Regions from separate parts of the Homo sapiens genome. Here regions 1 and 3 are each linked to region 2. A link is an interaction called in ENCODE POLR2A ChIA-PET data of the cell type or tissue named here. Cell type or tissue: CD4-positive, alpha-beta T cell. All regions are shown on one strand. Links, peaks and the distances in the headings refer to the core of each region. The heading gives the core; the rest is flanking DNA. Region 1 overlaps DOCK10 (dedicator of cytokinesis 10). Region 2 has its middle 11 kb from the start of DOCK10. Region 3 overlaps DOCK10 (dedicator of cytokinesis 10).

What was found. ChIA-PET counts read pairs that join two places held together with the same protein. Peaks named below come from ENCODE experiments on the same cell type or tissue, not always from the same donor. Only the 100,000 strongest peaks of a DNase experiment are listed, where the experiment ranks them.
Region 1: POLR2A ChIA-PET joins it to region 2 with 6 read pairs; 8 of 35 experiments call an interaction of 5 or more read pairs at or near these places.
Region 3: POLR2A ChIA-PET joins it to region 2 with 6 read pairs; 5 of 35 experiments call an interaction of 5 or more read pairs at or near these places.

What each region holds. Positions count from the first base shown.
Region 1 is chr2:224,950,917-224,955,916 of GRCh38, reverse strand. The region is part of intron 1 of DOCK10 (dedicator of cytokinesis 10); the gene reads left to right. Among named protein-coding and RNA genes, the nearest start is that of MIR4439, 57 kb to the left of the region's middle. RefSeq lists a silencer at 2,396-2,445. In CD4-positive, alpha-beta T cell, for the core only: no CTCF peak of the experiment used is centred there; a DNase peak (open chromatin) is centred at 2,436; H3K27ac peaks cover 1,616 bases.
Region 2 is chr2:225,048,170-225,059,159 of GRCh38, reverse strand. No RefSeq gene overlaps it. Among named protein-coding and RNA genes, the nearest start is that of DOCK10, 11 kb to the right of the region's middle. In CD4-positive, alpha-beta T cell, for the core only: no CTCF peak of the experiment used is centred there; a DNase peak (open chromatin) is centred at 6,269; H3K27ac peaks cover 2,902 bases.
Region 3 is chr2:224,983,916-224,988,915 of GRCh38, reverse strand. The region is part of intron 1 of DOCK10 (dedicator of cytokinesis 10); the gene reads left to right. Among named protein-coding and RNA genes, the nearest start is that of MIR4439, 24 kb to the left of the region's middle. In CD4-positive, alpha-beta T cell, for the core only: no CTCF peak of the experiment used is centred there; DNase peaks (open chromatin) are centred at 2,255 and 4,095; H3K4me3 peaks cover 78 bases; H3K27ac peaks cover 3,192 bases.

The DNA.
Region 1 (5,000 bases), core at 1-5,000, 100 kb after region 2:
AAACTAGATTAAATACATATGGGTGCCCTTATGAGAGGTATCCAATTCTTGTTTCTCTGCTATTTCAGTTCTTCTTGTTTACCTAGTGAGGTGCAGAACACATACCCAGAGGTTAATTTGCCCTTTAATTGGGGACCTTAACTACTGGACTTCAAAATGTCAAGAATTTACTGCAGTGTGCACAACTAAATAAAGGAAATTCAACAATTAGTTATCTGCAAAACACAAAGTTCTTGATTGCAAACCCAAGACCCTACCATTATTCTCCAATTTCCACAATGCAAGGCATTAAACACTTAAATCAAAGTATTGTATTAGCTTTATCTCCTGGTGGAGGCCTTAAAAGACACAAATGCATTACGGTGCCATTAAATAAGTGGTTTGTGGAGTCGACTGGGTTACAGGGATTGTACCTAGGCTAACAATCTGATCCACTAGCAATAAATTGTTGGTCTAGATATCTGGTTGCCTTCACACTCAGCAATTGGCATTTACATGACAATTAGTTTCCTTCTCAAAATTGCTTAGGTAATAATGCTTTATTGCCTTCCATTTATAAAGACAAATCCTTCTGCAGTAAAAAGACAGCCACAAGAATAAAGCATATGTAATGGTGGTATTCCATAAATTGACCAATTTTTCCATTAGAGCTTTACAGATTTGAAAGACCTTAGTCTCCCCACAAAACTTACATACAATGTGCTTTTCAGGGTAATTATTAAACAGTGAGTGACATTCATATTGAAAGCAAGGTAATGAGTAGTTTGAATGGCTACAGGAGGGCAATTTTAGGTGCTTGTTTTATTTTAAAGGAAATAACATTGGTCTGTAGTTAATTTTGCCAGTAGTGGGAAGCTGGAGTAGGCTCCAAGCCAGCAAGCAGACAGGATACCTCTGTCTCTAGGGAAAATGCAATTGGAAAACAGTCCCTATAAGATAAAAAGATAACTGCATTGATTCAGATCTCCTCAGCCTCATCTTCTTGGAGGCTGTATTTGTGTGTCTTCACCTGATCATTTGTGGAAGAAATCTGCTTCAGCTCGGAATGCTTTTCATTTTCTTTAAAAGGTAGAGGAAAAATAGTATAATGAAAAATATATTGCTTTGGAGTTGATTACTTTTTAATAGGAAAAGAACACTGTATTCTAGGTGAGAATTAGCTGCATGCCTTTGTAAAGAGCAGTATCAATCCAGGCATATATATTTGTATGAAACATGTTTAGAAATGCTATGAGCTAGCTGTGGTATTTTTGTTGTTGTCATTGTCATTATTGTTATGCCCTGGCTTCTGAGGATGGAGGCAAGGGCATGTGAGTTAGAGTTTTGTCTCCATAAGAATAAATGTTTGTCCCTTAGAGATTTCCCATTTTCAACAGCAGAGCAGGCTGAAGCTGGAAATATTAAAATACACATGACTTCTCGAAGACAGTTGGATGCCTTTAGCAAAAAAAAATCAAAAACTTCAAAAAGGGTGATTAACTAAATGCCCAACAGGAAATTCAGAAAATAATAAACCCTAAAATCAATGTATTTTATTTTCTAAATATCACACTAAGATACTTATTGGTAAGATATATACATATCTCTGGACTATAATTTTTTTCTGGAAATGGATATCTCTGACCAGTGATGAAGTCCACTATTGAAAAAGTATAACTCCTTCACTGTTTGCTGTTAGATTCTAAGATGGGCTCTGTAAACTCTGTAAGAAATGAATTTCTTACCTACCCAAACCCCTCTCCCATCAAATTCTGATTTGATGAGAATTCTCTAAATGAGAATTTTCACCTTCTAACCTATTGAAATTCAGTACTGTGAACAAATATTACAACTTTATACCTGTCTGAAAGGCTATAATTGGAGTACTATGTTATTTTAATGCAATCAAGATAATTTTATGCCTATATACCTGTACAGACATACACAGCAAATGCACAACATCTACCCCACACACACAATAAGCATGCATCACACACACACACACACTCTGCACACACAGACTCCCACATGCACCACACACCCACAAACTGCAGTCTCTGTTATTGTTGGCTCATCTACATTCTCACTCATGTGCACAGCACCCTTTATTTTCCAAGAAATTTCTAAATACTGTATACGATTAGATTGGCACAAAGGTAGTTGTGGGTTTTGCCATCATTTTTAGTAGCGCCATTTTAAAAAACCACTATTTTAAAAATAATCGCAAAAACCGCAGTTACCTTTGCCCCAACCTATATTTCACAGACATTGTCCACTTTGAAAACTGTACGTTTAGAAATACGAGGTTTTGTCGTGTTCATTTAAACTCCCCCAGACAAGTCTACTCTCATTGGTAACTTGGAGCTGCTCAGTTGGGTTGACCTTTCTAGCAGGAAGCAGTGAGCCTGAGTACCACTAACTTTAAGAGCTCTTCTGCAGGGCTGAGGCTCAGGAGAGACCACAGTGAAGGAGGAAGTAGATACTTGCTGCTTTACTTCCTTTAAGCAGGGTGTACACTGGTTGAGCTGAGCCTGCAGATGCACCATGGACCAGTCTTGTTTTTCCTATGACAGAAAGGCTGTGCAGCAAACTAACCTGCAGGCAAATGGGGAAATCTACTGGAAATGGAAGAGAAAAAAATAAAATGAATTATCCAAGCATTCTGCGATAATGAAGAAGTAATCAATGGCAAATGCCAAAAAGCTCAACAGGTTAAAAAACTTGGAATAAAGATAAAATGTAATAAGGAAGTAATAACTGAAGTGGGAAGAAATGAATAGGAGGTGCCTTACCAATTGCTCAATTTAGGACTTGTGAATCCTGTCATCATGTACATGTGTCTAAATCTTAAGCACTATGTTTCTGTTACTCTAAATTCCTAATGGTACTTTTGGGGCCATTTTAATGGAATGGATTCAAATGCATTGTCAATGAAAGCCAGGTTTCTGCCCCCCGGTTGCTTAGATTCAGTGATGATGCCATTTCCGGATTGGATAGCCTATCTAACTGAAAATAGTTAGAATTGAGCATGTTAAAACATAACATAGGCCGGGCGCGGTGGCTCACGCCTGTAATCCCAGCACTTTGGGAGGCCGAGGCGGGCAGATCACGAGGTCAGGAGATCGAGACCATCCCGGCTAAAACGGTGAAACCCCGTCTCTACTAAAAATACAAAAAATTAGCCGGGCGTAGTGGCGGGCGCCTGTAGTCCCAGCTACTTGGGAGGCTGAGGCAGGAGAATGGCGTGAACCCGGGAGGCGGAGCTTGCAGTGAGCCGAGATCCCGCCACTGCACTCCAGCCTGGGCGACAGAGCAAGACTCCGTCTCAAAAAAAAAAAAAAAAAATAACATAATTGAGCATTTAAAAAGGACTTTCACATAGTATATTGACTTTGTTTGCTGCCTTTCCTCCACCATTATTTTTCTTCCTTTCTTCCAACTTTGTTGAGCTCTCCTGTGCCATTCGACTTCTCACCTTTATTTCGACTTCTCACCTGTATTTCACTGCCAGTATTTTCCAGTAAATGATCTAGAAGCCAATTTTCCATTTCCTCCCACTCATTTCTTAGTCCCATTGCAACCTGGATCTCAGTGGTCAGTGGAAACCACAACCAAAGGCCAAGTGTCTTTCTCATCTACACCTTCTTCTCAGTACATCCTTGATGTTAAAATTAAAACACACGCATACAAAATTCGAGAATAAGACGTAGTAGACTGTATTTTAAAGACGTCCCCTCCAGACTGCCTGATTATTCAAACATGAATTTTCGTACAGCTGTGAAGGGACTTTGCAGTCATAAATTAAGGTTGATCATCAGGTGGCCTTAAAGTAGAGAAATGATTCCAGATTGTCCTGGCCTGATCACATGAGGCCCTGAAAGCCAAGGCTTTTTTCCCTGGCTACAGCAGAGAGATACAGAAGAAGAGATATGTTAGGAAGATGAGGCAAAAGGAGAAGTTAGATTCAAAGTGTGAGTGATTCAGCTGGCTATTTCTGGTTTAGAAAGGGTCCTTGAGTCAGGGGATGTGGGTGGCCTCTGAAAGCTAAGAATAACCCCTGGCTGACAGACAGCAAAGAAATGGCCACCTCAGTCCTACAACTGTAAGGAATAAATTTTGCCAACAACCTTGCATGTGCCTGAAGACAGCTTCTCCCCTGGAGCCTCCAGAAAGAGATACCACCCTGTTGACACTTAGGTTTAAGTCTTGTGGTTCTCCAAGCAGAGAGTCAGCTGAGCCGCACTGAATGCAGATTTCTGACCCATGAAAACAGATCATAAATGGAGGTTGATGTAAGCCACTAAATGTGTGGCAGTTTGTTACAGTGGCAATAGAAAACTAATACAGATTGCCAGAACTTTTTCTTAGGTTTCTGACATTTTAGCATTCAAATTCCCATGTCTCTAAATCATGGTTAAGTGTCCCATCTTACTTAATTTCCAAACATCTAGCCTCTTCTCTACTGAAAATGGCAAACTTACTTTCTGACTGGACACCATGGGACCAGACTTTGAATTCTTATATAAGAATATGTGAGACTGTGCGTTTTGTATGTACATATATGCATGCATATATATGTATATACATAAATACATACTTACATAAGAAATGACAAATACCCATTATGTTCAATAATAATAGTTTATGTATATACACAGATAGGAATCTTAGCCATTATACATACACATATATATATTTTGTTCACAACTCCAGGGACTCACATATATTGTTTCACAGCAACCCTATAAGCTATAAACTAATTGCTCTATTCTTACATATAAAAGTTAGGCAGAGATAAGTCAAATACCTTGCTGGACGTTATCTAATAGACAGCTGAAGATTTAAGCACAAGTATGTCTAGATCCAAAACTGCAAGGTCCTTAGTTTTCAGCCTGTCTATCTCTCACACTGAATCTTTTTAGACATTGCCAGGCCCTACATCCATCTCTGTTCAGATGCCATGCAGCACCTTCCTTAACCTCACCTGTCCAGGACATTGAGGCTCTGTAATGGCTCCGTAA
Region 2 (10,990 bases), core at 3,307-8,306:
ACAGATTCATGATAAAAACTCTCAGCAAAAAAGGAATAGAGGAGAACTTCCTTGACTTGTTAGAATATCTACAAAAAAGTACAACTAGCATACTAGTGAGAAACTAGAAGCTATCCCTTTAAAATCAGGGTCAAGGCAAGGATGTCTCCTTTCACCATTCCTTTTTAACCTTGTACTGTAAGTCCTAACCAACGCAGTAAGACAAGAAGAGTAAATAAAAGGTATACAGATTGGGAAGGAAGAAATAGAATGTCTTTTTTCACAAATGACATAATCATCTATGTAGAAAATCCAAAAGAATTGATAAAAACAATCTCCTGGAAGCAATAAGTAATTATAGCAAGGTTACAGGATATTAGGTTAATTTACAGAAGCCAATCATTTTCCTATATACCAACAAGGAACAATTAGAATTTCACATTAAAAACATACTATCATTTACATTAGCACTCACAAAAATGAGATATTTAGATTTATATCTGGCAAAGTATGAATAAAATTTGTACAAGAAAAGCTACCAAATCCTGATGAAATAACTCAGATAATTAAATAAGTGAAGACATATTTTACATTCATGGATAGGAAGAGTCAATATTGGCGAGATGTCAGTTCTTCTCAATTTAATCTATAGATTCATCTCAACCCTAATGAAAGCCCCAACAAGTTACTTAATGAATATTGACAAACTAATTCTAAAGTTTATATGGGAAAGCAAAAGAAATAATCATAATAGCCAATGCAATATTGAAAGAGGGAAACAAAGTCAGAGGACTGATGCTACCTAACTTTAAGACTTACTATAAAGATGCAATAATGAAGACTGTATTGCATTGGTGAACAAATAAACAAATAATTCAACAGAACAAAAGAGACAGCCCAGAAATAGACCCACACAATATAGTCAACTGATTTTTGACAAAGGGGCAAAGGCAATTCAATGGAAAAAAGATAGCCTTTTAAAGAAATGGTGCTGAAACAGCTGAATATCCACATGCAAACAAAAATAAAATTCTAAACACAGGTGTTATACCTTTCACAAAAATTAAATCAAAATGTGTCATAGACCTAATTGCCAAGTGCAAACTATAAAACTTCTAGAAGATAACATCGGAGAAAATCTAGACGACTTTGAATTTGATGATAAGTTTTTAGATAAAATACCAAAAACATAATTCATGAAAGAAACAATTGATAAGTTGAACTTCTATCTCATTCCAACATGTGCTGCTATAACAGAATACCTGAAATTGAGTAATTTATAAAGAACAGAGATTTATTTCTTACAGTTCAGGAGGCTGGGGAGTCCAGGGTAGAAGGGACTGCATCTGGCAAAGCCCTTCTTGCTGCATTATCCCGTAGAGGAAGGTAGAAGGGCAAGACAGCATGCACAAGAGAGAAGAGGCCTAACTCATTATTTTATTGGTAACCCACTCTCAAGATTACTAACCCACTCCCACAACAACGGTATTAATCACCTCTTGAAAGTTCCATCTCTCATTTGGGATTGATTTTCCAACACATGGACTCTGGGGAACACAATCAAATCATAGCAACTTTTTAAAATTTTTAAAAAATTCTTCTATGAAAGACACTATCAAGAAAATGAGAATGAAAAGACAAGTTACATTCTAGGAGAAAAAATTGCAAAAGGCTATCTGATAAAGGTCTGTTATCCAAAATACACGAATAACTCATAAAGATCAACCATAAGTAAATGAACAACCTGATTTTAAAATGGGCAAAATATTTAACAAGAACAACACCAAATACTGGAAGAATGTGAAGTAAAAGGAATTCTCATTTATTGCTGTTGGGAATGTAAAATGGTTCAGCCACTTTGGAAGACAGTTTGGCAATTTCTTACAAAACTAAACATGTTTTACCATACATCCAGCAATCATGCTCCTTGATATTTACTGGATGTATTGCTGGATGAATGGTAGGAGTATACTCAATTTTGTAAGAAATTGTCAAACTATCTTCAATTGTTATTTACCAAATAAATTGAAAACTTACATACGAACAAAATCCTGCATGCAGATGTGTATGATAGCAGGTTTATTCTTAATTGCCAAAACTTGAACTAAGATGTCTTTGGTGAATGTAGGTAAATATATAAATTAAGCTGTGGTACATCTATACAATGCAATAATATTTTGTATTTGGCTCTAAAAAGAAATGAGCTATCAAGCCTAAACAGATATAAAAGAAGCTTAAATGTATTTCACTAAGTGAAAGAAGCCCGTCCTTAAGGGTGACCTTGCCTAGACTGGTTTCCTGACTGCCTAGCAGAGCTAGTGAGTCACTGTATGTGTTTGTAGATTGTATCATACTCTTTTATTTATCTCCTTGAAGGTAGAACTTATTTATACTAGAATGGATTAATTCAAGTACTATATACTAAACAAATTTTGCTGCATAAACAGATGATAAAATGCACTGTGCAGAATTACAATGGGAGAATGAGAGCTTTGGACAGACTCCCTCCTACCTAAATCCATTCTCTTGTTCATGTTGATCTCAGATTTTTCTATTTTTCACTTGTATTTATCCTGCTTAGAAGCAGGTTAACTTGTGTCTAACTTGGGTATCCAATCACTGGTCCTGCTTCCCTAGATTCACATCTGGCCCTTGTGGTAACTATGGTACATACATACCACTCCTCCTACCAGGAGATGGAGTCTTGGTCTGCGCTTGCCTCATAACTTGCTTTGACCAAAAGAATGTAGTGAATTACTTCTAGATCTAGACCTTCAGAGGCATGGAAGCTTCACCTTCTTGAAAACCAGCTACCATCTAAGGAATCTCAGATCAAACTACTGAGTGACAAAAGGCCATGTGGAAAGAGAGGCCATAAGGAAATGTACCAAGGCACCTCTGCAGACATGTGAGAGTGGCTTAGGTGTTCCAGCCTCAAAGAGCTCCTAGCTGAATGTAGTCACATGAGTGATCCCAGAAAACCATGGGAGTCAGAACTGCCCAGCTGATTCCAACCAAACCCAGAATCACCTTTGTTTTGCTTCACAGAGTTTTGGAGTGGTTTTTTATGTAATGATAGATATCTGAAATAGTAGTATAGCATTAGGTATTTGAAGCCAAGCAATTTAATACAAGAATGTATTTTTATAAAATCATTGGAATGGCAAGATGAACCCCCGCTCAGGGGCCCCTACTGGACTACTGAGTCCACCTCATAATAACTGTGTTTCAGATGTCAGGAAGTGTCTGTGGCTGCTACCACAGTCACTGCCTCAACTGCCTCTTAAACCTGATGGCTGGTGACAGCACACTGAATTTTTGAGTTTGGACTTCAAAACTGCCTCTAAACATTCACATCCCTTCCTGCCTTGCTTCCCAGCTGGAGGGTGGCTAGCACTTCAGTGTGCCTTCCAAATCCACACAAGTGCTTCTATTTGGCAGACCTGACACCATACTCAGAATCCTAGATTCAGGAGAGCTTGAGAAATGTAGGGTTTTAGCTTTCCAACCTCACTACCCTAGGTCAGAAGGGCAGTGGGATGGATGATGAGGGAAACCTAGTATCCATTATCACTGTCATCAGACCCTAAATTTATTCAGTATAACACATAGAAATGACTTGAGATTTGGAGCCTGACAAATACAATTTCTCATCTTGGTTCTCCTGCTTACTAGATATGACCTTGGTCAAACCACTTAGTATAAACCTCATTTCCTCACCTGTAAAAATAGAAATACTCATAGCTAATTTGGAGGGTTCTTCAAGAACTCAACTCACCTTTTATAAAGACATTTTGGTAAAATGTCTAGTACATGGTAGGTATTCAATGATTAATAGCAGTTATTATTAATGGAAGAGAGGACAAGTGGACAAAAAACTAAAATACACAGACAGTATCTTATTATGTAGGAGAGCATCTAACAGATGTACACTGCTGAGTCTCCTGGTAAAAAACTGCTTGGGCTATACTTGCATGTGAATGGATCTAGGAGAAAACACCTCCTAAGGGAGATGGTTTCAGATCTGAATCTTGAAATATGAGAAGTGCCAGGGGAAAAAAATGAGACAAAAGGAAATATCAGATATTGGTGTCCCTCCCTGGTCCCATTCATGACCTTGTAGGTAGGATGATGACTCCAGCAGTTCTGTGCTGTATTTCTAGAACACTGCTATTAGCCTTTAACTTTCCTCCCCTTCATGTTTCTGGCTTCATGGTATACTGGGTTAAGCCCTAAACTAGTACATCTTGGTAGCATTTCTACCTTTGCCACAAAACAGCTTTGTCACTAACTAGTTGATCTAAGATATAGCACTTAGCTTTCGAGTTTTTACTTCCTTTCCTATAAAATGGAACAATAAAAACAAAGCAAAGCAACAACAACAACAAAATGGCTTAATTTCTCTGCCACTTCCGGCTTTTTTTTTTTTTTTTTTTTTTTGAGACGGAGTCTCACTGTGTGGGCCAGGCTGGAGTGGAGTGCAGTGGCGCCATCTCGGCTCACTGCAACCTCTGCATCCTTGGTTCAAGTGATTCTCCTGCATCAGCTTCCCAAGTAGCTGGGATTAGAGGCGCCTGTTACCATACCCGGCTAATTTTTTTTGTATTTTTAGTAGAGATAAATGGGATTTCACCATATTGGCCAGGCTGATCTCAAACTCCTGACCTCCAGTGATTCCCCCACTTCAGCCTCCCAAAGTGCTGGGAGTACAGGCATGAGCCACCGGGCTGGGCCCACTTCCAGCTTTGACAATCTCTGAAATGCTTTGATTCACTCATAGGCAAGCATAGCCCCAGCAGTTTTCAAAATCAGACTTAGCATCATACATCAGGCACTCTACCCCAGCCCAAAATGTGAATTCAACAAGAGAATATACATCCAACAACTGAATTAAAGCCAATTAAGTAGATTCACACACTAACTACTAGGTTTGACTTTCACAGGTAAATGTCATCCAACTGATCAAAATTGGTTGGATAAATATTGAAGCAAAGGCCAGGCACAGTCGCTCACGCCTATAATCCCAACACTTTGGGAGGCTAAGGCAGGTGGATCACCTGAGGTCAGGAGTTCGAGACCAGCCTGGCTGATATGATGAAACCCCATCACTATGAAAAATACAAAAATTAGCAGGCGTGGTAGCAGGTGCCTGTAATCCCAGCTACTAGGGAGGCTGAGGGAGGAAAATAGCTTGAACCCAGAAGGCAGAGGTTGCAGTGAGCCAAGATTGTCCCATTGCACTCAAGCCTGGGTGACAAGAGTGAAACTCCATTTAAAAAAAAAAATATATATATATATACACACACACACACACACACACACATATAGAAGAAAACAAAAGCAGAAAAGGGTAGTGCCAACCTGATGTCTGTATGGAATACATATACGTGTGTGTGTGTGTGTGTGTGTGTGTCTGTGTGTATTTTTTTCTTTTTTTTTCTGAGACGAGTCTTGCTCGGTAACCCAGGCTGGAGTACAATGGCGTGATCTCGGCTCACTTCAGCCTCCTCCCCCTGAGTTCAAGTGATTCTCCTGCCTCAGCCCCTTGAGTAGCTGGAACTAAAGGTGTGTGCCACCACCGGACTAATTTTTGTATTTTTAGTAGAGACGACGTTTCATCATATTGGCCAGGATGGTCTCGAATATTTTATTGAGCCTTGGGACTCATACTCAGGTGCTTTTAAGTAGCTCCAGTCTAAGCATTTCTGTAACAGCAAACAGGCTGTGTGGTAGTGTTAGGAAGGCCTCTTGTTAATGTCAGCTTGGAGCTTTGTGCACATGATGACACTAATAGCACCTTTTTAAAAACTACAAAAAGTACTTTGACTTTATTATGAATTTTTAGACTAGTTGCATGATAATGACTCTCTCATTGCTTTTAAGATTTCAATAAAAATAGCTATTTTACTTCTTTTTGTCCCTCTAGCAAATCAACAAATAAGGAGAAAGGGGACAATATTCATGATTAGCTCAGAACAGAAACACATTTTCAAGCCTACACATGAGAAACTGCTAAAAGATAAAGCTACAAAAAACCCTAATCTAGTTGTATTAATAAATTCTAATGATCATGGGGGGAAGAACAAAAACCCACTGGCTTTTATTTGAATAGACATCCCCAAGACCAGTCAATCTGCCATTTTTGCTTTGGGCTTCAGAAATGCTGCACAGTTTGCATTGCTTTCCTTCCTCTGCCTTACACCCTTTCAAAAACTGAGCTCTGGGCAATGCTGTGATATTTCTATTTCACTTCTTTTTACCACAGCAAGAGCAAAGGCAAGCAGAGTCCATGCACAGGAAATGGGTTAGTGCAAATACAAGTATACACAAAAACCACATGACTGGAAGGGAGCTGTGACAACTGAAAGATATTTTTTAAGAGAAACATTTCCTGGAAAAAAAAATGGTTTCTTTAAATCAATTATACATGTACATAAACAAACCCAAAATATGTTTTCTCCAACTGTCTTCAGCTCACTTGATCAGGGTATGAAATTAATGTTTTGAAAAACTTCAGAAGCCTTATAAACTTTGTAGCATTCATCTAAAACTTTGGAAGTGTTAATGTATTTCTTTCTGAGACTATTAGGAAAAATGCTTCCTCTATCTCTTTTAAAAGATAAACAATCACATTTGATAAGTATACATTTGGTATAACGTTCTCTGAATATGTAAGGAAAACAGCAAAATAATGCTATGACTTCTAATTATTGAGCAACGTGCAATATTAAAAACAACAAATCATATATGCATATATATTTGATGAAATACTTGTATCCAAAAAATACAAATTAAATTTAAAAAACCAGTAAGAAAAAGACTGACAATACAATTTAAAATGGGCACAGAATTTGAGATTGAGATTTTCTGTTTTTTTTTTTTCACTTTAAGTTCTAGGGTACATGTGCACAACATGAAGGTTTGTTACATATGTATACATGTGCCATGTTGGTATGCTGCACCTGTTAACTCATCCTTTACATTAGGTATATCCCCTAATGCTATCCCTCCCCCATCTCCCCACCCCCCAGCAGGCCCCAGTGTGTGATGTTCTGTACCCTGTGTCCATGTGTTCTCATTGTTCAATTCCCACCCATGAGTGAGAACATGTGGTGTTTGGCTTTCTGTCCTTGCGATAGTTTGCTCAGAATGATGGTTTCCAGCTTCATCCATGTCCCTATAAAGGACATGAACTCATCCTTTTTTATGGCTGCATAGTATTCCATGGTGTATATGTGCCACATTTTCTTAATCCAGTCTATCATTGATGGACATTTGGGTTGGTTCCAAGTCTTTGCTATTTGGAATAGTGCCACAATAAACATACGTGTGCATGTGTCTTTATAGCAGCATGATTTATTCTGTTTTCTTTTAATTTGGCTTTTTGTATTAGACTTTCTTTTTTACTAATTTGCTCATTTTTTATATTTTTCTTGTCCGTTAGTAAGAGATCTTTATATAATAGAGATATTGGCTTTTCTTGTTTATTTGTATTACAAACATGTACTAAATTATGTCATTTATATACTGGCATTTTATTAATATTGCCATAATGAAGATTTAAGATTTTATGTATTTAAATAGTACTATATTTTCTTCTATAGCATCTGATATTCCTCTCTTGGTTAAGAAAATAGCTTATTAATGAAAAAAATAAACAGTACAAAGTCAAACTAATAAAACAACTACAAGTTCCTTGAGGAGACTACTACAGTAGATAATCCCTCTTGAGAACCCAATTAAGGAAAAAAGGAGGAAGTAAAAATATTCGAGATTAAGAATGAGAAAAGCGATTAGCCACTAATTGAGGAAGGATTTTAAAATCTAAAAACTTTCTGCACAGCAAAGGAAACAATCAACAGAGTGAAAACACAACCTACAGATTGGGAGAAAATGTTCTCAAACCAACAGAGGGCTAAATCCAGAATATACAAGGCATTCAAACATTTCTACAACAAAAAACAAATAATCTGACTTAAAACATGGGCAAATGATCTGAACAGACATTTCTCAAAAGAAGACATACGTATGGTCAAAAAATATATGAAAGAATACTTAACTCCACTAATTATCAGGGAAATGCAAATCAAAACCACGATGAGGTATCATCTCACTCCAATTAGTATGGTTATTATCAAAAAGACAAAAAAATAACAAATGCTGGCAAGGATGTGGAGAAAAGTGAACTCTTATACATTGTTGTTTAAGAATGTAAAGTAATAAAGCCCTGTGAAGAAGAGTATAAAAGCTCCTCAAAAACTACAAATAGAACTACCGTATGATCCAGCAATCCTACTACTAGGCATTTATCCAAAGGAAAGGAAATCATTATATGAAAAGCATTTGTACCCCCATGTTTATTGCAACACTGTTCACAATAGCCAAGATACGGAATCAACCCAGGTGTCTGACAACAGATGAATGGATAAAGAAAAAGTGCTATATATACACCATAGAATACTATTCGGCCATACAAAGAATAAAATCCTGTCATTCAAGGTAACATGGATGGAACTAGAAGATATTATGTTAACTGAAATAAGCCAGGAACAGAAAATTAAACCACTCATGTTCTCACTCATATGTGGTAGCTTAAAAGAGTTGATCTCATTAGAACAAAAAATGCTAGAGGCTAGGAAGGGTAGGGAGAAGGAGAGAAAGGGAGTCATTTGTTAAAGGATAGAAAATTACAGCTAGATAAAAGGAATAAGTTCTAGTGTTTCATAACACTGTAGAATGACTATAGTTAACAATAATGTTACTATACAGTTTCAAATAGCTAGAAAGAGAATATTGATTATTCTTAACACAAAGAAATGGCAAATGTTTGAGACAATGAATATGCTAATCACCCTGATCTGATCACAGTGCATTGTATAATTGTTATGTGCAAATTTAAAAAAAATAATTTTTTTAAAGTATGTATTTTAAAAGGCTTCAGATAAAAAGCAACAAATTAGGCTTGGCACGGTGGCTCACGCCTGTAATCCTAGCACTTTGGGAGGCTGAGGTGGGCAGATCACGAGGTCAGGAGTTTGAGACAAGCCTGGCCAATATGGCAAAACCGTGTCTCTACTAAAAATACAAAAATTAGCTGGGCATGATGGCGCGCACCTGTAATCTCAGCTACTCAGGAGGCTGAGGCAGGAGAATCGCTTGAACCTGGGAGGCGGAGGTTGCAGTGAGCCGAGTTCGCGTCAGTGCACTCCAGCCTGGGCAACAGAGCGAGACTCTATCTCAAAAAAACAACAACAACAAAAAATTAAATGTTAGCAAAAGATAACAAAACTTGGAATAACTGGCTTGGTCTCTTCGAAAAGTCAAAGTCATTATCAAAAATGGGAGGAGAATGGTTTCAAATTAAAGTCTTAAGAGACATGACAACCAAAGCAATGCATCTTCAAGATTAAATTTGAGATTGATCAAATCAGCTGAGAAAAAGTTATTTGGGGGACAATTGGAGAAATTCAAATATGACCTGGATGACAAAAAAAATGAAGGAATTGTTGTTGAATTCAATGTGTTAAATAATATTGCAGTTATGTAGGAGAATATTCTTACTTTTTGGAGATAAATGCTGAGCTATGTAGAGATGAAAGGTCATGATTTCTCCAATTTAAAATAGTTTAATATACCTGGAGGATTTATGAGTATTCATTGTGTTCTTTGTAATACTTTTTAGCCATGTTTAAAATATTTATAATAAAATTTTAAAGAATACATAACAGAAGGGAACACATATCATTCAGTGTTACATGCAATTCTAAGGCAAACATTTCTAAAATCTAGAAAAATGGGATGATATTATTAGTAAAATATAAATTATTAAGAAATAAAAGATGTGAAAAATCTTGAATAGACCAATTACCATACAAGGGATTTGAAAATGATTATAGATCTCCTATTAAAAAATGTACCAAAACCAGATGGTTCCACAGCTGGATTGTATCCAACCATTGGAGAACGAATAAGCCCAATGTTATTTAAATTGCTGTAGACCATGGAAAGAGGCAGAAAGCTCTCCAATTTAATTAAGGAAGCCAGAAAAATCTCCCTGGCAAAATGTCACATTAGTTCCAAAAATAAAAAAGGTAGACCAATGTCACTCATATGTGTAGATGCAAAATTCTCAATGAAATATTAGACAACAGATTTATTTTTATGTTGCTCTCTTTAAGAAACAAAAGAAATAATTATGATAGAACTTTTTTACATATCAAGTTCTATTTCTGTGAGACTAGTAGATATCAGGAGTAATCACCACACTGGAAAAATGGAGGAGAACATTAAAATGTCTGGAAAAATAAAGTAAGTACAAGGGTTTAATTATGCACGTAAGAAATAAAAATGTTCCCATCTAATATTTACTAATCTTTTCCTTCTTCATATGGAGCCAAAATCTGCCTCTGAGTAACTTTTACAGATGGAGGAAAAAAAGATCCTGGGACATTAATTCCCTTAGGCTAGACTACAAATAAAAGCCAAAGTAGGATAGAGAACCTAGAGACTGGTTGCCAGTTAAAAATAGTCATTCTTTTCTTTCAATCATGTACCTCTGTTTGCACTATGCCCCAAGGATTCTGGTGGACTAATAGTGATAGAATGCCACACTGCATGCGTATTGGCACGATATACAGCCTGGCAGTGTTTCAGATTCAAATCATATTACTTTAAGTGTAATTTTCTCCCAAGAAGTGATCTGTCTTCTAAACACAGTAAGAAATACATATCAGATTTAATACCTTTTTCCATAGACAACATGGAGGCACTCAGCTTTTTCAGATGGCTTCAGCTCCAGCAAGAACTCAAGAACTAATAGACCCCATTAATATCATACCTTTCAAACCATATTTTTCTTGTAGCTCTTTAATATTCTCTTGGTAAGGTTAGGAAAAATGTATCTTATGAAATAGTATTCAGCCAAAACACCACTGGATGTACATTCAATTGCTTATTTTTTTCTTAGTGTTAGGAATCAAGATGTGCTGTGGCAAAGTATTTTTCCAACAAT
Region 3 (5,000 bases), core at 1-5,000, 67 kb after region 2:
AGGGAGCCCATTACGTTTCTGTATTCTAAATATATGCTTTGACAGCCAATTTAGGCAGTTAAGTCACTGCTGCCAGTGAACACTTCACACAGTAAACACAGCACCTTAAAAAAATTCGTTTATCAAATTCATTAAAGACTGGTTTCAATTCCTACCAAAATGCAATTTAAATCATCACCTTAAAACAATCTGCTCAATTGTTAGCTGGTTTCTGAAACTGTCATCCAAGAAAAAGTCACAGACTTTCCTGTGAGGGACAGACCAGCTCTCAAAGGGAATTTTCCAGGGTTGCCTCACTACCGCCTGCCACATGCCAGTTCTAATTCTGATTCTGCCACTTACTAGCTGTGATTCTCTGAGGGAATCACTTAATTTCTCTGTGCCTCAGTTTCCTCAACAGTAAAACAGGGATGATCACAGCACTGCCTCATAGAGGGAGGTGTACATGTATCCCGATGCATAAATATTCATTAGCACTGTGCCTGGCACATGGCGAGTGCTATAAGGGCTTGCTTTCTTAGGGGTATCATCATCATGATTATTATTCATTGAGCATGTACTCCAAGGTGGGTGCTGGATATATAGCAAACAAGGTAAGCACAATCCTGTGTCTTACAGAGAGGGAAGACAATTTAAAATCTAAATCAATCAGGATGTAATTACAGGGGTGTGTTAGAAAGGAAACCTACAGGGTACCGTGATAAGGACTGAGGTTCAGGGCTGTGAAGCAATGCCCGTTAGGGGAGGCTTTTCCAGGGCAGTATCACCTTTAAGCTGATCCTGGAAGCTGAGAGGGAAGAGACCAAGCCTCTGTTATCACCCTAGCAGAGGCAGCATCACGCTTGTTCACTGAATAATTATGGGCCAGGCTCTATGTTGGTCTTTGCAGTTAATCTCTTCCCACCAATATCCTGAAAGTGTAAAGGATGATCTCCATTTTACCGCAGATACTATTGAGGCTTAGAGAGGTTAGGTGACTCGTATGAGTCAGGCTGACTCTGAAGCTCGCTGTGAGCTTTTCTACTGTGCTCTGCTGGCCACCTCTTCCACCAGGCTGTCATTTGGACAAGCATCAAATTAGACTTGAACCAGGATGCTCAGTCCATATTGACTGTAGGTTCTGTCAGTCTCACTGTAAATTAACCCAAACTAAGAGAGGTCTACTTAGTTTGGGGAGCTAGAATACTCTGCCTTCTGGCCCTGGGATCAGGGAGAGAAGGAACATTTGAATCCTCTCCTTCACTTGGTCAGACTGACCTGTGGACAAGCTGTTAGGTTGACTGGTGCACCAACTGCAGTCTTCATTTCCAGATATGTAAGCCAGTCTGGCAGGCCAACTAGATATACACCCCATCCCCACTGGCCAAAGCCAAAATAGTGAGGGGTTCCACTGAGGTGCTGACACCTATGCTAGGTATTCTGGAAGTATTTGCCCTTCTTGGGGTATTTGGTGACAGGTGCTCTAGTGTTTTATCTGTGCTGAGAACAGGGTCCAAGGGCAGTTATCCAGTTACTTTCTCACATTCAGCCCCTACTTTCTAGAGCTTGGAGCCCCTTTTGGGCCCTGTTGTGAGCAATGGCTGCCATCTGCTGTATCCTCTTGCTGTGCCTGTAAATTGTTCCTAAATACTTCATTTTTAGTTATTAATCAATGTGATCAAATTCACTTTTCATTCTTCAGAGATGCTCAAAAATTCTCTTTGCTGAAAAAGTTTCCCACCTTTTCTCATTTTGTTGTAATCAATATATTGCCTTTATACTGCTTTGTTGTCATTTCACTTGGATTTGGGGAAAGAGATAGCTAAAAAAATGTACTCCACGCACCACCTTGAGCTAGAAGTCAGGGCCTCCAGACTCCAAATGCGGAAACCATGTTCTGCTGGCCAGAGGGCAGGCAGGTGCAGCAAAAAGATACTTCAAAGGTGACTCCTGAACATTTGTGTTTTGGAAGCAGGGAGGAAGGCGGGGGTTAATTCAACCTGGGGGAATTAAGAGCCTTTCTCCGAGGAGGTGATGATTCCCTTGAGGCTTCACTGTTAGAATATGGTTTTCCCAGGCAAGGTCCTTGTATTGGCCTGCTAGGGTACTAGGGCTGCTCTAGCAAAACACCACAGACTAGGTGGTTTAAACAATAGAAACTCATCTTCTCACAGCTTTAGAGGCTGGAAGTTGAAGATCAAGGTGCTCTTAGGGTTGTTTTCTGGTGAAGACTCTCTTCCTATCTTGCAAATAGCACCTTCTCACTGTGGCTTCATATGGCCTTTCCCTTGTGCACACATGAAGACAGAGAGAGAGAGAGAGAGAGCTGGTGTTTATTCCTCTTCTTATAAGGACATTAGTTCTAGAGGATGAAGGCCCCACCCTTATGACCTCATGAAACCTTATTACTTTCTTAGAAGCTCTATCTCAAAACAGAGTCACATTGGCGCTCAGGGTTCCAACATATGAATTTTGGGGGGACATAATTCTACCCTTAAACTCTTAGCCTTTCCATAAATTTATCTTTATAAATAAGTTCTGATCATGACCTTATTAGGATCCTGAAATGGACCCACCAGAAACTCACAGTGTGTGAAGCAATGAAACCAAGCTGCATAGCATCAGGGATATCCAAAAAGCCCTTGAGGCTGATTTTGTTAGGCTTCATTTCTCAATTTTTTATTTCTCAAATATTTTATCTAAGCTCATCTTTGTTTTTACAAGACAAGCATCTGTTAGCAGCAGTAGTTTTCCGTGTACTTGATGCCTTATAGAGGATAGCAGAAAACCTCTCCCCATCCAAGGTCAGCATTATGTGTCAGAAGACTCAGATGCACCAGGTCTTTTGGGGAGGAGAAGAATGTGGGCTTCACCTCCATCATGCCAAAGCACAGTCCAATTTGACACGGTCAAAACAGACGTAGGTATTTTGCAATAGATTAGATATATAGATTTAGACACACGGCTCTTACATAATTTAACAAAGCTGGGAAGGTCCAACACTTTCAATGGACATTATTTATTTAAATTAAATGTGTATTTCCTTGCCCATTGTAAAAAGGTCTTTGGACATATTATCCCAGTGGTGGATATATCAACATGTACAGCCAAATCATTCTTAGGCCAAAAGATTTTAGAAAAGTGCTCTGAAAACTAAATTCATTAGTCAAGATTTGTTGAAGAAGGATGGGCAGTCTACAGCTGGGTAGGTGGACCCCTGAGGCAGAGTCCAGTATCCTCCTAGGATTCAGTACGATTTTGGTGGTTTTTGTTAGTCCCTTCATTCGTTTTTCTCTTTTTTTTTTTCCTCCTTAACCTCCTTTTACTCTCTTGAAATGCCTTACTTTTTCTTCCTACATGTCTTTCTCCCTGGTCAATAAGATGTTAAAAACATCTCCCTCCATCCTTCCTTCCATTTCCTATGAGCATTAAGGCTACTACAGTCTACACAACACGGCTATCTCTGCTTTGAAACAAGAACATTTTTTATTGTACACAAATTTAAGATTTCATAAGTGCTGAATAAATTTTTATATATGAAATAACATACAATAATATGATATAATATAATATATAATTAATGACCCAGGATGAAATCTAGCTTCCAACACTTCTTTGGAAAATTTAGCCTTACGAATTGTTAGTGACATTATTTCCTAATCTAAGACAATTACTTTAAAAATCTTGTTTCTAGCATTTTAGGTTTAATAAATACCTTATTGAATCATAAGATAAGACCCTACTAGGGGAAGAAGGCAGACAAGAGAGTGAACAAGAATCTCCAAAGGTCATTTATTAGTAAGGCCGTGCACATTTGATGTTTGGAGGCCAAATTAATGATTCATCTTATTAATAGTTCAAATAAAAATAGCAGACACCTGCTGAAGAGTTTATACCTAATCTTAAAATATTTCCTGCTTATCAAAAATTAGCCAGGTGTGGTGGTGCACACCTATAGTCCTAGCCACTCAGGAGGCTGAGGCACGAGAATCACTTGAACCTGGGAGGCCGAGGTTGCAGTGAGCCAAGATCCTGCCACTGTACTCCAGCCTGGGCGATAGAGCGAAACTCAACCTCAAAAAAAAAAAAAAAAAAAGTTTCCTGTGTGTCATATGACAGAAACATGGCCTCTGGGTAGGTTTCTGTGTCTCCCACAACCCAACCCAATCTCTAGCTTAATTTGCTATGTAAAACATAGAGCTCAGAACCCAAACCCTTTCTTGCAACTTTCCTACATGTTTGGAATCTTTCATGAGAAAATGTTGGAGAACATACTCAACTCTTCTTTCCTGCGTTTCATCTTTTTTATTTCTTGTCCACTGGATAATGGTTGTGTGTATTGAATTCCAAAGAAACTAATCCTTGGACATTCCTTTAGCTTGATAACAGAGGCTAACAGAGAGAGGAGACAGAATGAGAGAGAGAATATTCAGAGCCTGTCAGCAGCCCGTCAATAATAGGGGTGAATTCCTCAGAGGCAGAGGGGATCGATAAAGGCGGGACTGTAATAGCTAGAAAGCATCTCATTTGTCTCCCTAAAGACTTTGGCATCTGCCAAAACATCTGATTCCAAAAGCCACCGCAGAGGTCAGCCAGATTTAGAGAGAGATGGTTAGAGAGGAGTTTAGGATGTGAAGTGCATCGTGCCTGCCAAGCCCATGGTGGATAGCGGAGGGATCTGTCTTCTCTCTCCAGTTTCTAACTGGGGCTGGTTTACTATTTAAGCGTTTCCAGCTAGCAGCTTGCTGCCTGCAAACTACGCAGCCATGAGCAGATGATCACAACCTACGGAAGTGATTGGAGAGAGATATGTCCTGGGGGATGGGAGTAAGTGGGTGGGGGTGGGCACTGCCATACAGGGAGCCCAGAGGAACTGTCCTATTTGAAAAGACACATTCACAAACAGAGGAGCCCACTCTGCCCTTTGTCTCAAGTGGACACCATTAGATATAGATATTCAATACACACAAGCCAGACAGGCTAAGTCGTAGCCTCTCTTCAGTAAATGCCCTAGTTGTTTA